Regions from separate parts of the Homo sapiens genome. Here region 2 is linked to region 1. Evidence: read pairs that join two places in POLR2A ChIA-PET (ENCODE). Cell type or tissue: Panc1. All regions are shown on one strand. Links, peaks and the distances in the headings refer to the core of each region. The heading gives the core; the rest is flanking DNA.

Region 1 (7,573 bases), core at 831-5,830:
GCCAGAGGTTAAATAGCTCACCAATCACTACCAGGCAGCTGGAATCTTTGATTCGTCTGACAGAGGTTTGTTTCTTTTTATGGTCATGCTTTTTTTGGCTTAAAGGGGAAGGGTGTGCCTTGACTTCTCTTTTGAAGTATTTTCTGCATAATTGACTCCATTTTCCTTTCTATAGAGAGATGTTAGAAATGGATGGATGAAAGTTTTTTAAAAGATTTTGTCATGTCTATAACATATCCAAGTATAGCTACTTCTTTCTAGTCACAGAATCAATTACTTAGCATGCAACTTTTCTTTTGTTTTTCTTTGACTGACTCTTAGGAGACTCCTGGAATATCTGAAAAGTGGTTAGGTTAACTAGGAGTATGAGACCCAAGTTGAGTATATGGGAACATGGAATGTGTCAGGTATCTTGAGTATTTTATTTTTTTACATGACAGGTCCACAAGGATAGTTCCTGTGTTTTTAACAGCAGTAATATCTATTCACAGTTTGAAATACTAAGAGAACTCTGGCAGTAAAAATTAGCTAGCTCAGAGTTTGGGCTTTTTGCTCCTAAAATCTGATTAATTCTTCTTTGTTGTTTTACCATATTGGTTAGGTATGATTTCCTAAAAGTAAAAGGCAAGGGAAAACCAAGTGTATTTCATCATCAAATCTCCTGAAATGATCACTCAGAAATATACGTTAACAAGTAAAAATGAGGTTTATCCTTATTTTAAGTGAGTTGTAATTTTCATAGTCAAGGTTTCACAGATTTTTTTTGTTTGTTTGCCCTGAGTCAGGGTCTCCCTCTGTCACCTAGGCTGGAGTTCAGTGGCATGATCAAGCCTCATTGCAGCCTCTCCTCCCAGGCTCAAGGGATCCTCCCACCTCAGCTTCCCAAGTAGCTGGGACTACAGGCATACACCACCGCACCCAGCTAATTTGAAAATTTTTTTGTAGAGACAGGTCCTCACTTTGTTGCTCAGGCTGGTCTCGAACTCCTGGGCTCAAGTGATCCTCCCACCTCAGCCTCCCAAAGTGCTGGGTTTATAGGCGTGAGCCACCACCCCCAGCCCAGAGAATTACTTCCATATTTTGACTTTTGATGTTATAACCTTCCTCGCCTAAAGGTCAGTTTTTGTGTAAAACAAGTAAATGAAGTAAAGCTTAGACATACTATGGTAAATATATTCATCTTTCGTCATCTGAAAATGGTGTTTTCTTTTAAAGGCACGAGCAAGGTTGGAATTGAGAGAGGAAGCAACCAAAGAAGACGCTGAGGATATAGTGGAAATTATGAAATATAGGTAAGATAAAAATTTCAAATTGTTTTAAATGAAATACCAGTTATCTTCCCATCTCAAATTAGGTAATAGGCCAAGGCTACTTTTATTTAGCCCATTGGGTCACTTATTTTCCTCCTAAACAGAGTACCGTTTCTTAGTTTAAAATATTTCTCACTGTGTAAATAATCTTTACATTAGAAATTTTTTTGAATGAGTAATACATTTACATAGTGCTAAAATCAGTTCCAAAACCTATTGGAGAAGAGCTATTTACCACCTACTCGCCCTTCACCCAGACACCCATTGCTTTTCCACAGTCTGCTGTTTATACTCTTCTGTACTGGTTTTGAATTTTAACAATATATCCAGAGATCTTTTTTTATTAGAGACTCTTTTTTTATAGCTAGAGTATTCTATTGTGTAGATATACTATATAGTATATTTGATCAGTCCCCTATTGACACATAAATATTTTCCATTCTTGTGCTTTTAAATAATGCTACAATGAGTAATGTTCTACGTAAGATACTTCATATGTGGGTAAGTTGTGCACCTACGTGATAAATTCTCAGAAGCGATATTTCTGGGTTCAACAGTAAATACTATAGGTTTTTGATAAATATTGCTAAATTGTATCCTTTGCATTTTACATCATTTAGTAGATAATGATTCCTAGAAGGTAGAAAAGAAAAATTAGTTGAGCATATATGTTTACCTTAGACATAGATTTTTAAAAATCAGTAATATTATTTTGGGTAGTTTTTTTTATTCCAGATAAAAAAATTTTTTTAATAGGTCCATACTTTCATAAGCTTCAAAATTCCAAAGTTCAAAAAGTATAGGCCAGGTATGGTGGCTCACACCTGTAATCCCAGCACTTTGGGAGGCCGAGGCAAGTGGATCACCTGAGGTCAGGAGTTCGAGACCAGTCTGGGCAACATGGTGAAACCCCGTCTCTACTAAAAATACAAAAAATTAGCTGGGCGTGGTGGCTAGTGCCTGTAATCTCAGTTACTTGGGAGGCTGAGGCGGGAGATTTGCTTGAACCTGGGAGGTGGAGGTTGCAGTGAGCTGAGATTGTGCCACTGTACTCTAGCCTGGGTGACAGAGCAAGACTCTGTCTCAAAAAAAAAAAAGTATATAGTGGAAAAAGTTTCCTCCTACTCAGCTTAATAGTTACCCCGTTCTTCCTGCTAGCCAGTGGCAATTATTAGCAGTTTTTTGTGTGACTACATATCTATATATTCTTTTTTCCCCTTTGTAGACAAATGGTAACTATAACAACATACCATATACATGCTATACCTTGCTTTTTTCATTTAAAATGCATTTTTAATATCCTCTGATAGCAATGAAAATACATTATCTGTTAGGAGTCTACTTTTCCAAGACCAAAAAATATATTGAAGATGAAATTATCTAATTTTGTTAAGTAATTTCTAATTCTTCTAAGGTAGATGAATTCTTTTGTCCTAGTAGCTGCTGATTCTGAGGTTTGCGTGGTGTCAGAACCAGGTGGTTTTGCCCAGGTGGTTTTGCCCAGCTATTCCCCTTTGGCTGTGAATAAAAGTGCAGCATAGCTGGAAGAGCAAGGGCTTTGGAGTTCAACCTGGAGCTGCCATGGCAGGTTACACACTGCTTCTCAGTTTCCTCTGGTGTAAAACACACCACAAAGGATTGTGCTCTGAGGTGTCATGCAGTGATGCTCAATAAAGTGACGAATACGGTTCTGATACATTAGAGAACACTCAGTAAACACTGTTTACTATCAATAGCGCAAGTCTTTTTTTTTTTTTTTTGAGACAGTCTGGCTCTGTCGCCCGGGCTGGAGTGCAGTGGTGTGATATTGGCTCACTGCAGCCTGCGCCCCCTGGGTTCAAGCAATTCTCCTGCCTGAGCCTCCCATGTAGCTGGGACTACAGGTGCATGCCACCACACCTGCTAATTTTTGTATTTTTAGTAGAGATGGGGTTTCACCATGTTGGCCAGGATGGTCTCAAAGTGCTGGCCTTAAGTGATCTGCCTGCCTTGTCCTCCCAAAGTGCTGGGATTACAGGCATGAGCCACCACGCCTGGCCTGATAGTGTAAGTTTTGTTGATACTCAGATGAGGCTGAGCAGATCCCCTTTTCTCTGAGTTATACCATAAACCAAAGGCCTCAAAAACTGGCAGATCTCACCCTAGATAAGAAGTTTCCAAAATCACCCTTTTCAAAGAATTTTTATGGTCTAGTCCTCAGTGCTCTCCATCTAAATTGTGCAGTATGTCTTAGCTGCAGATCCTTTTCTTCTTGTCTTTTCCTCATAGGGAGAGACTTTACCTAGTTGTCTCTTTGTCCCCAGCCTGGTACTGCCCCATCCCTGGAGGCTGCTGTCTTCTCTCTGCTGCCTCTAGAGGTATGCAGATGGGTAGAAGGGCACCCATGTCACCTCCTGAAGGTACAAGAATCTGCAGGTTGTTTCCTGCCCTTAGAGGGAGTCCATGGAAGAAGAGGAACCTTTCTCCTTAATTCAGTCTCAGAGTTTGTAAGCAACCGTGAGGTTCTACTGGCTGTCTTTGAAAGCTTTAAAGATTCTAGAATTGACAGCTCTTAATTTTTTATTGGTGGCACCAAAGTAACTGCCTCATAATAAGAAAAATTAATAATTATTGACTCCCAACCCTTTGAGCTAATTTCTAACAACTTACCTTCTGTGTCTAAGTATCCTATTGGTATGGCATCACACAGTGCTTTTTTTTTTTTCTCTTTTATTTAGACAGAGTCTCACTCTGTCATCCAGGCTGGAGAGTACAGTGGCGTGATCTCAGTTCACTGCAACCTCTGCCTCCTGGGTTCAAGCGATTCTCCTGCCTCAGCCTCCTGAATAGCTGGGATTACAGGCACCTGCCACCACGCCCAGCTAATTTTTTTGTATTTTTGGTAGAGACGGGGTTTTGCCAAGTTGGCCAGGCTAGTCTTGAACTCCTGACCTCAGGTGATCTGCCCACGTTGGCCTCCCAAAGTGCTGGGATTACAGGTGGGAGCCACCGCGCCTGACATCACACAGTCCTTGACCCATCAATTTTCTCTCTTTATGTGATTCAGTACTAGGGTTTGAGGGATCTTGTAGCTGAAAATTTTACCAACCTGGCTTTAGTCCCTCTCCAGTTGATCTCATTATGTTGGAGACCCTCTAGTTGCCATTTATAAGCAACCAGATAGTCTAGGAATTTACTAGACTTTCTCATACAACTTGCTGCTAGGGGCATGGTGTGCTAGCATATGAAGTAAAAGAATGGCCACAAAATCTAGTTGTCTGCCTGACTTCTTGTGGGTATGGCTTTCTAAGAGACCAGACTAGAGACTGACCTAGCAGAGATATTTTTTCCCATTAGGAAAGTAAGTCACAACCCAACCAAAATTTCAGAATTTTTTTTAATTTTAACTTTTTTTCCTATAAAAAAAACAAAGACCAAAAATAGGCACTTCTTATTTAATGATGAGAAGTTGCTTGTTGACTTACAGTCTAGAATGTGTGCATCTTGCTTTCTCTGCATCCTGCACTTGAACACTCCACCTTTGGGAGTGTGGCTGAGATTCCCACTCCTGATTTCTTTTTCCTTTTAATGATCTCTGGCCCTCTGGGTCTTCTGGTGCCTGGCTCTCCTGAATGTCATGTTTCTACTTTGTAGACTGTTCATCTGTCGAGCAAACTAAGGGGTACACTACCCTGCTCCTTTTCTCTCTTAACCTGTAACATTCTCCTCTTGAGGCTTTACCATTGCTCAATTTCTGCAGGCCTTAGACCATAGACGTCACCTCAACTGTTTACTGTTTCCCCACAGTAAATTCACTGGTCTGTGGACACGGTAGATTAGTTCTCCTATCTGAGCATCATGCTTAAGCAGAGTAAATTAGGCTATATTTACCTTTTCAGTAAAAATGCTATATTGCCCATTTATGGTTGGTTATACTTGGTATAAGATTTCTCTGCATGTCTGAATACTCATGTTGGACAGTGTTTGCATGTGCTTTCCTGTCCAAGAGGAACTCTTAAGTGTTGTCTCATGGAACTCTGTATTTGTACTGCTTCCCAGAGTTGCTTTGGTGGTAAATTTGAACAAGTTTCAGATCAGTTTACATCTGGGCCCCTGAAAAAAAGAGGTCTTATTATTAAGTGTAAACAGTACCCACATGACATTACCAGATTGTTTCCCTGAATTGTCTCAGTATGTTTACTGGCATTCATAAAAATTTTCAGGAAAAAGAAAATAGTTTGATTGGAATTACCTGACACTATGTTCATGGTAGAGATCAAGATCCAGTGAAACACAATGAAATTAGATTATGAATTATCTGTTTGTTATGCTCAACATGCATTCTTTCCTTAGTTTATGAGAGCAGGGACCTTATCTGACTCATTTACCAGTATATTCCCAGGGCCCAGAATCATGCCTGTCATAAAGTAGGCCTTCAGTAAATGTCCTGCACTGATAGTAAAGTTGACCTTAGTAATGATTCATTCATTCATTAAATCTTCCATTTCAGAGTTTTCATCTCTTCAGCTTCGTTCAGTCTTTGCCCTTAATGTGGTTTTAAACCTTTTAAGATTACATTTTAACTGGGAAGCTGACAGTTGAATAAGAAAATTCTTAAACTGTGACATAGCTTGTCTGAGTTACCAGAGCACTTAGCTGTATTTTAAAAAACTAAATGCTTATATTTAGTAGACAGTTCACATAAGCTTTCTCCTAAAATTGAAAACATACTAGGTAGCAGAAGAGAACAGAGCCACCTTCAAAGGTGAAAGATCATTGTTTTTTTCTATTTCAGGAAACTAGCTCAAATATTTTACATAGCTTTTTAAAATCTGAAGCAGTGTAGCAGATTCAAATCTGAGATATGCCACTTACTAGTTGTGTAACTTCTGGCAAGTCACTTTAATCTTAGCATAGGTTGGTGCAAAAGTAGTTGCAGTTTTTGCCATAAGAAAAGCAATTTCAAAAACCTCTATTACTCTTGCACCAACCTAATAAGAATGTTTTTTCATCCGTAAAATGGGAATAAGAATAGTTCCTAAATCACAGGATTGCTGGGAGGATTAAGTGGGATAGCCTATGTTAAACAAATATAATTAAGATAAATGTTACCTATTATTATTAACTGAAAGCATTTTTAACAACTTTCTCATGAGAAACAAGCATATGGGAGGTTCATCTTAAAAGAGATTATGCTGTATTTCAGAGGAAAACACTTACCATCTTACTGTTTTATCATTTTTAATAGTTTTATTTGAATGACTCATTCCTATTTGCATAACGTAGGCTTTTAACTATTCAAGGAACAAAAGGAAGCTTTATTGTTTATAACCCATTAAAATCATTCCTGCAGCTCATTAAGGGAAGGGATTATACCTGTTTTGTTCACCACTATAAGCCTGTTGCCCAGCAGGTGACCAGTATGTATTTGACTAATTAATTAATTCCTGATTAAATAACAGTTTTGCCAATTAGTCTGGCTGTGAAATATAGCTATCCCATTGTTGAGGCAGGGAATCAGCAATAGAGTTGGATTAAACAGGATGGTTAATTATGTTTCTAACTAGTGTTTTCAGACTTTAGCTAAAATTCACTATCAAGTACGTACTTCTTTCCTTGGTGATATTGTGAAAATTAGAGAAAGCAGAAGAAATCTGGCAGTAATAGGTGCATCCTTTAATATCTAACCAGTATCACTGCAACTCACCATAACCTTTCTAGTTCATTCCTAGAGTATTTTAAATACCTTTTATTTAAAATACTGGTGCGGCCAGATGCTGCTCCAGGAGATGGGACACATTTTTATTTAGTGAAGTCTAAATTTATTATATTTAGAATTTCTTTTCTTCATGAATCAAAAAGAATGTCCCAGGTATTTATATTGTAGTTTATCAATTTTGTGTTTTTATGCATTTCTCTCTCCAAATTTAGAAGTTTCTTAAAAGCAGTAACTGTGTCCAAAATATTTTTATTCCTTATCAATCCATCATAGTGAATTTCAGAGTGGCCCCTCAATAAACACATGTTGAAATGTTTGCTAAGTGAGCCTTGTGGCTACTTCCAAATTTTTCTTCTGTAACCTGAAAGCCCAGGACAACAATTTCTATGGCAGTGCTACATTGGGTAATTTTTTCTTCCTTTCTTTTTAAGCATGCTAGGAACTTACTCTGATGAATTTGGGAACCTAGATTTTGAGCGATCCCAGCATGGTTCTGGAATGAGCAACAGGTCAACAGCGAAAAGATTTATTTCTGCTCTCAACAACGTTGCTGAAAGAACTTATA
Region 2 (7,573 bases), core at 817-5,816, 470 kb before region 1:
AGGCAGCAAAGTAGGTCTGGGCAACCAGCCTGGCCTTAGCATCCCCACCACACTCGGTCATCAGAGAGCTGCCGCAGGAGGCCTGGCCTGATGCACTACAAGGTAGATACCTGTGAGGAGCCACACTCCCTCCAGGAGGTCAGCCACAGCATCCTGGACACTGAGGTTGGGGACCACGGATGGAAGTGTAGCTGAGAGAACCCAGAGGTTCCTGGGCCCAGGGGCCCAAGCCAGGACCAGCAAGAGAACACTCACAGAAAGAACTAGAAGACCTCCTTGCTGGTGGGGTTGTCTTAGAAGGGAGCAGGCAGGTGGGACCAGAACCTCCTGCAAGAAACTAGAACATCATCTGTGGGGCTCAGAGATTGGGTGGTGTCAGGAAAGAGGCTCTTCTCTATTTATTTTTAAAATCAAACTTATACATTCACAGGGAACAATCAAGTAGTCAAAAAACACCTAAGAGGCTTTATCTCAGAAAACTGCAACTCTGTCCCCCTTTCCTCATTGCCTGCCCACAAAACCATTTTCCTGTCTTTGAGCTGAGTCACAGACCTTCTTCTGTGCTGTCTCCTTCTCCCAGGGTGATGGTGACCCCCTCTGTTCCCTGAGCCCTTATAGCTATGCGGGATTGCTGCATTGGTCATTTGTTGCAGCAATTTGGTAATAATTTGACACTTAACTTTGTTTTCCACATATATAGCATCTTATAGAAGATTAAATGAGATTTTAACTCCTGGTGCCGATTTTCTCCAGAATTGATATTTATGTTAAACCCCTGATAAAATACATGTTGGAGTTCTTTGGCACTATCCCCACCACAGTGTTAGGGCCTCTATTCAAACCCCTGCAATGCCTAAGAGACCCCACATTTATCCAAGGGTCTGCCCTGTTCCCACATGAACTTCTAGCACCAATCTTTCCTCCAGTGCCTCCCAGCTGTACTTGTTGGGGACACATGAACACCAGGAATCTCCAAATCATGCTTATATTCTTCCCAACATAAACTTGGACCTCATTCCCCCCGATTCCACTTCACACTGCTGTCGAGCTCTTAAGGTTTGAAGCCCCTGCACTCAGAGCTGCAGATCCCCCCGTTTGACTCCAACCCCTCTCCTCCCGGAGTCTGGCCCTCTCCTCAGGGCTCGATTTCCCTTTGATTCTATTGATCACATCTGTACATTTAGCATGAATAAGATGAGAGGGGACTCGGCAGTATTGGGAGAGGCAGCAGGGGAGGTTTCTTTACCATCACCATGGAAGCCTCAGGCCATGTGCACTGGGTGTGGCTTTGGAAGTGGTGGAACCAGAGAGCCATTCTTAGGCCCTGGGTTCACCCCAGCTCACTGGGACTCTCAGATATTAGCAATCTCTGGAAGGCAGCCTTGTTGTTGAGACCCAGTTTCAAGGGCTTACCACATTCCCAGCTCTGTGTGATCTTGACACGTCCACCCTCTTTTTTTTTTTTTTTATCTTTTTTTAATCTCTAAAGTGTGGGACATGTCTTTATTCCATAAGGGAGAACAACAGGCAGGTGGGATGGAGTGAGAGATCGGCTGGAGGCGGAAGAAGGCAAGGAATATTGCTGAGATAGTTTTCAAATCAATGGAGGTGGATGTCCATGGATGAATCACAAAGGGAGGGAATGGGTGCAGAGGCCTTACTGAGATCCAACGACAGTAGCTAAAATATCAGATTTTTATTTTTATCTTTTTTTTTTTTTTTTTGAGATGGAGTCTTGCTCTTTCGCTCACGCTGGAGTGAAGTGGTGTGATCTTGGCTCACTGCAACCTCTGCCTCCCAGTTTCAAGCAATTTTCCTGCCTCAGCCTCCCGAGTAGCTGGAATTACAGGGGCCCACCACCACACCCGCTAATTTTTGTATTTTTAGTAGAGATGCGGTTTCACCACGTTGGCCAGGCTGGTCTTGAACTCCTGACCTCAGGCGATCCACCTGCCTCGGCCTCCCTAAGTGGTGGGATTACAGGCGTGAGCCATCATGCCCAGCCAATATCAAATTTTTGTTTGTTTGTTTTAAGACAGAGTCTCACTCTGTAGCCCAGGTTGGAGTGCAATGACGGGATGTCAGCTTACTGCAACCTCTGCCTCCCAGGTTCAAGTGATTCTCCTGCCTCAGCTTCCTGACTAGCTGGGATTATAGGTGCTTGCCACCACACCCAGCTAATATTTTGTATTTTTTTTAGTAGACACAGAGTTTCACCGTGCTGGCCAGGCTGGTCTCGAACTCCCGACCTTAGGTGATCCACCCACCTCGCCCTCCCAAAGTGCTGGGATTACAGGCATGAGACACCGCGCCTGGCCTCAAATTTTTAAAAGGACAAAACCAGTGAGAAACCTTTTGAAAATATGATTCTAGAAAATAAAGGATGGGAGGAGTAGTGCAAAAGCTCTGAGGAGAGGTGAGCCCTGGGAAGACAGTTGAAGACTCTGTGAGCAACCAGCACCTGAGCCAAAAAAGACAGTATTGATTCTCCAGACCTGAGACAAGGCAGGAGGAAATCTGGGCATAGAGATATAGTTCTCTAGGCCCTATGCTGCCTCTGATCCCTTTCTTCCCAAAATCCTACAAATAGGACTCTAGTATTGAGTATACCCAGGGCCACCAGGGGACTGTGAGGCCTAGGGAGCCAGGGTAGAGCTGGCTGCTTCAAAAGACGAGAAGTCGTGGGGATAAGGAAAGTGGAAGGACAACGCCTCAGTGTAAAGTCCAAAATCATGTACAAGCCCCGTTCCATGATGTTAATGTCCTTGGCCCTTTGATGATAATTACTTAGTGACTCAACATGACACTAAAGAAAGGAATGCAAACATCAGTAACCAAAACGAGGCCCACTACCCTAGAGGCAAATATGAGAAAATCAGAAAACAAGTCTTCAAGTGGAAGTGCCTCAGTGAATTTACACTTGTTCGAGCCCACAGAGCTAATACCAAAGCTTCACTTAGAAAACCTCTTATGTCGGAGCTGGTACCATTCCTTCTGAAACTATTCCAATCAATAGAAAAAGAGGGAATCCTCTCTAATTCATTTTATGAGGCAAACATCATCCTGATATCAAAGCCTGGCAGAGGCACAACAAAAAAAGAGAATTTTAGACCAATATCCCTCATGAACATCGACGCAAAAATCCTCAATAAAATACTGGCAAACCGAATCCAGCAGTACATCAAAAAGCTTATCCACCATGATCAAGTGGGCTTCATCCCTGGGATGTAAGGCTGGTTCAACATACACAAATCAATAAACGTAATCCATCATATAAACAGAACCAATGACAAAAACCACATGATTACCTCAGTAGATGGAGAAAAGGCCTTTGACAAAATTCAACAGCCCTTCATGCTAAAAACTCTCAATAAACTAGGTATTGATGGGACGTATCTCAAAATAATAAGAGCTATTTATGACAAACCCACAGCCAATATCATATGGAATGGGCAAAAACTGGAAGCATTCCCTTTGAAAACCGGCACAAGACAGAGATGCTCTTTGTCAGATGAGTAGATTGCAAAAATTTTCTCCCATTCTGTAGGTTGCCTGTTCACTCTGATGGTAGTTTCTTTTGCTGTGCAGAAGCTCTTTAGTTTAATTAGATCCCATTTGTCAATTTTGGCTTTTGTTGCCATTGCTTTTGGTGTTTTAGTCATGAAGTCCTTGCCCATGCCTATGGCCTGAATGGTATTGCCTAGGTTTTCTTCTAGGGTTTTTATGGTTTTAGGTCTAACATTTAAGTCTTTAATCCATCTTGAATTAATTTTTGTATGAGATGTAAGGAAGGGATCCAGTTTCAGCTTTCTACATATGGCTAGCCAGTTTTCCCAGCACCATTTATTAAATAGGGAATCCTTTCCCCATTTCTTGTTTTTGTCAGGTTTGTCAAAGATCAGATGGTTGTAGATATGCAGCATTATTTCTGAGGACTCTGTTCTGTTCCATTGGTCTATATCTCTGTTTTGGTACCAGTACCATGCTGTTTTGGTTACTGTAGCCTTGTAGTATAGTTTGAAGTCAGGTAGTGTGATGCCTCCAGCTTTGTTCTTTTGGCTTAGGACTGACTTGCCAATGCAGGCTCTTTTTTGGTTCCATATGAACCTTAAAGTAGTTTTTCCCAATTCTGTGAAGAAAGTCACTGGTAGCTTGATGGGGATGGCATTGAATCTATAAATTACCTTGGGCAGTATGGCCATTTTCACTTTACTGATTCTTCCTACCCATGAGCATGGAATGTTCTGCCATTTGTTTGTATCCTCTTTTATTTTGTTGAACAGTGGTTTGTAGTTCTCCTTGAAGAGGTCCTTCACGTCCCTTGTAAGTTGGATTCCTAGGTATTTTATTCTCTTTGAAGCAATTGTGAATGGGAGTTCACTCATGATTTGGCTCTCTGTTTGTCTGTTATTGGTGTATAAGAATGCTTGTGATTTTTGCACATTGATTTTATATCCAGAATCTACAATGAACTCCAACAAATTTACAAGAAAAAAACAACCCCATCAAAAAGTGGGCAAAGGATATGAACAGACACTGCTCAAAAGAAGACATTTATGCAGCCAAAAGACACATGAAAAAATGCTCATCATCACTGGCCATCAGAGAAATGCAAATCAAAACCACAATGAGATACCATCTCACACCAGATAGATGGCGATCATTAAAAAGTCAGGAAACAACAGGTGCTGGAGAGGATGTGGAGAAATAGGAACAATTTTACGCTGTTGGTGGGAGTGTAAACTAGTTCAACCATTGTGGAAGTCAGTGTGGTGATTCTTCAGGGATGTAGAACTAGAAATACCATTTGACCCAGCCATCCCATTACTGGGTATATACCCAAAGGATTATAAATCATGCTGCTGTAAAGACACATGCACACGTATGTTTATTGCGGCACTATTCACAATAGCAAAGACTTGGAACCAAGCCAAATGTCCAACAATGATAGACTGGATTAAGAAAATGTGGCATATATACACCGTGGAATACTATGCAGCCATAAAAAATGATGAGTTCATGTCCTTTGTAGGGACATGGATGAAGCTGGAAAGCATCATTCTCAGCAAACTATCGCAAGGACAGAAAACCAAACACTGCATGTTCTCACTCATAGGTAGGAATTGAACAATGAGAACACATGGACACAGGAAGGGGAACATCACACACTGGGGCCTGTCATGGAGTGGGGAGATTGGGGAGGGATAGCATTAGGAGATATACCTAATGTTATATGACAAGTTACTGGGTGCAGCACACCAACATGGCACATGTATACATATGTAACTAACCTGCACATTGTGCACTTGTACCCTAAAACTTAAAGTATAATAAAAAAATAAAATAAAATAAAATAAAAAATTAAAAAAAATAAAAGACAGGGATGTCCTCTCTCACCACTCTCCTATTCAACATAGTGTTGGAAGTTCTGGCCAGGGCAATCAGGCAAGAGAAAGGAATAAAGGGTATTCAATTAGGAAAAGAGGAAGTCAAATTGTCCCTGTTTGCAGATGACATGATTGTATATTTAGAAAACCCCATCGTCTCAGCCCAAAATCTCCTTAAGCTGATAAGCAACTTCAACAAAGTCTCAGGATACAAAATCAATGTGCAAAAATCTCAAGCATTCGTATACACCAATAACAGACAAACAGAGAGCCAAATCATGAGTGAACTCCCATTCACAATTGCTTCAAAGAGAATAAAATACCTAGGAATCCAACTTACAAGGGACGTGAAGGACTTCTTTAAGGAGAACTACAAACCACTGCTCAACGAAATAAAAGAGGACACAAACAAATGGAAGAAAATTCCATGCTCATGGGTAGGAAGAATCAATATTGTGAAAATGGCCATACTGCCCAAGGTAATTTATAGATTCAATGCCATCCCCATCAAGCTACCAATGACTTTCTTCACAAAATTGGAAAAAACTACTTTAAAGTTCATATGGAACCAAAAAAGAGCCCACATTGCCAAGACAATCCTAAGCCAAAAGAACAAAGCTGGAAGCATCGCGCTACCTGACTTCAAACTATACTGGAAGGCCACAGTAACCAAAACAGCGTGGTATTGGTACCAAAACAGAGATATAGATCAATGGAACAGAATAGAGCCCTCAGAAATAATACCACATATCTACAACCATCTGATCTTTGACAAACCTGACAAAAACAAGAAATGGGGAAAGGATTCCCTATTTAATAAATGGTGCTGGGAAAACTGGCTAGCCATATGTAGAAAGCTGAAACTGGATCCCTTCCTTACACCTTATACAAAAATTAATTCAAGATGGATTAAAGACTTAAATGTTAGACCTAAAACCATAAAAACCCTAGAAGAAAACCTAGGTAATACTATTCAGGCCATGGGCATGGGCAAGGACTTCATGACTGAAACACCAAAAGCAATGGCAACAAAAGCCAAAATTGACAAATGGGATCTAATTAAACTAAAGAGCTTCTGCACAGCAAAAGAAACTACCATCAGAGTGAACAGGCAACCTACAGAATGGGAGAAAATTTTTACAATCTACCCATCTGACAAAGGGCTAATATCCAGAATCTACAATGAACTCAAACAAATTAACAAGAAAAAATCAAACAATCCCATCAATAAGTGGGCAAAGGATATGAACAGACGCTTCTCAAAAGAAGACATTTATGCAGCCAACAGACACATGAAAAAATGCTCATCATCACTGGCCATCAGAGAAATGCAAATCAAAACCACAATGAGATACCATCTCACACCAGTTAGAATGGCGATCATTAAAAAGTCAGGAAACAACAGGTGCTGGTGAGGATGTGGAGAAATAGGAATGCTTTTACACTGTTGGTGGGACTGTAAACTAGTTCAACCATTATGGAAGACAGTGTGGCGATTCCTCAAGGATCTAGAACTAGAAATACCATTTGACCCAGCCATCCCATTACTGGGCATATACCCAAAGGATTATAAATCATGCTGCCATAAAGACACATGCACATGTATGTTTATTGCAGCACTATTCACAATAGCAAAGACTTGGAACCAACCCAGATGTCCATCAATGATAGACTGGATTAAGAAAATGTGGCACATATACACCATGGAATACTATGCAGCCATAAAAAGGATGAGTTCATGGCCTTTTTAGGGACATGGATGAAGCAAGAAACCATCATTCTGAGCAAACTATCGCAAAGACAGAAAACCAAACGCTGCATGTTGTCACTCATAGGTGGGAATTGAACAATGAGAACACTTGGACACAGGGTGGGGAACATCACACACTGGGGCCTGTCGTGGGGTAGGGGGATGGGGGAGATAACATTAGGAGATATACCTAATGTAAATGATGAGTTAACGGGTACAGCACACCAACATGGCACATGTATACATTTGTAACAAACCTGCACATTGTGCACATGTACCCTAGAACTTAAAGTATAATAAAAAAATAAATAAAAAAGAAAACCTCTTATGTCTTAAAGTTATAAGACAGGATAGAATTGGATTGGTATACACTATACCACATAAGCATCTGAGACCTGGGCCAGGTTTCACTGAAGCTTTAGGGGAGCCTTTTATG

Evidence for each region. ChIA-PET counts read pairs that join two places held together with the same protein. Peaks named below come from ENCODE experiments on the same cell type or tissue, not always from the same donor. Only the 100,000 strongest peaks of a DNase experiment are listed, where the experiment ranks them.
Region 2: POLR2A ChIA-PET joins it to region 1 with 6 read pairs; 3 of 35 experiments call an interaction of 5 or more read pairs at or near these places.

What each region holds. Positions count from the first base shown.
Region 1 is chr20:5,986,067-5,993,639 of GRCh38, forward strand. It overlaps MCM8 (minichromosome maintenance 8 homologous recombination repair factor), which reads left to right. Exons shown (of 19, transcript NM_032485.6): 16 at 1-65; 17 at 1,216-1,292; 18 at 7,440-7,573. It overlaps MCM8-AS1 (MCM8 antisense RNA 1), which reads right to left. Exons shown (of 5, transcript NR_110101.1): 5 at 4,729-5,402. Among named protein-coding and RNA genes, the nearest start is that of MCM8-AS1, 16 kb to the right of the region's middle. In Panc1, for the core only: a CTCF peak has its summit at 3,674; no DNase peak of the experiment used is centred there.
Region 2 is chr20:5,511,587-5,519,159 of GRCh38, forward strand. No RefSeq gene overlaps it. Among named protein-coding and RNA genes, the nearest start is that of LINC01729, 5.4 kb to the left of the region's middle. In Panc1, for the core only: no CTCF peak of the experiment used is centred there; a DNase peak (open chromatin) is centred at 2,755.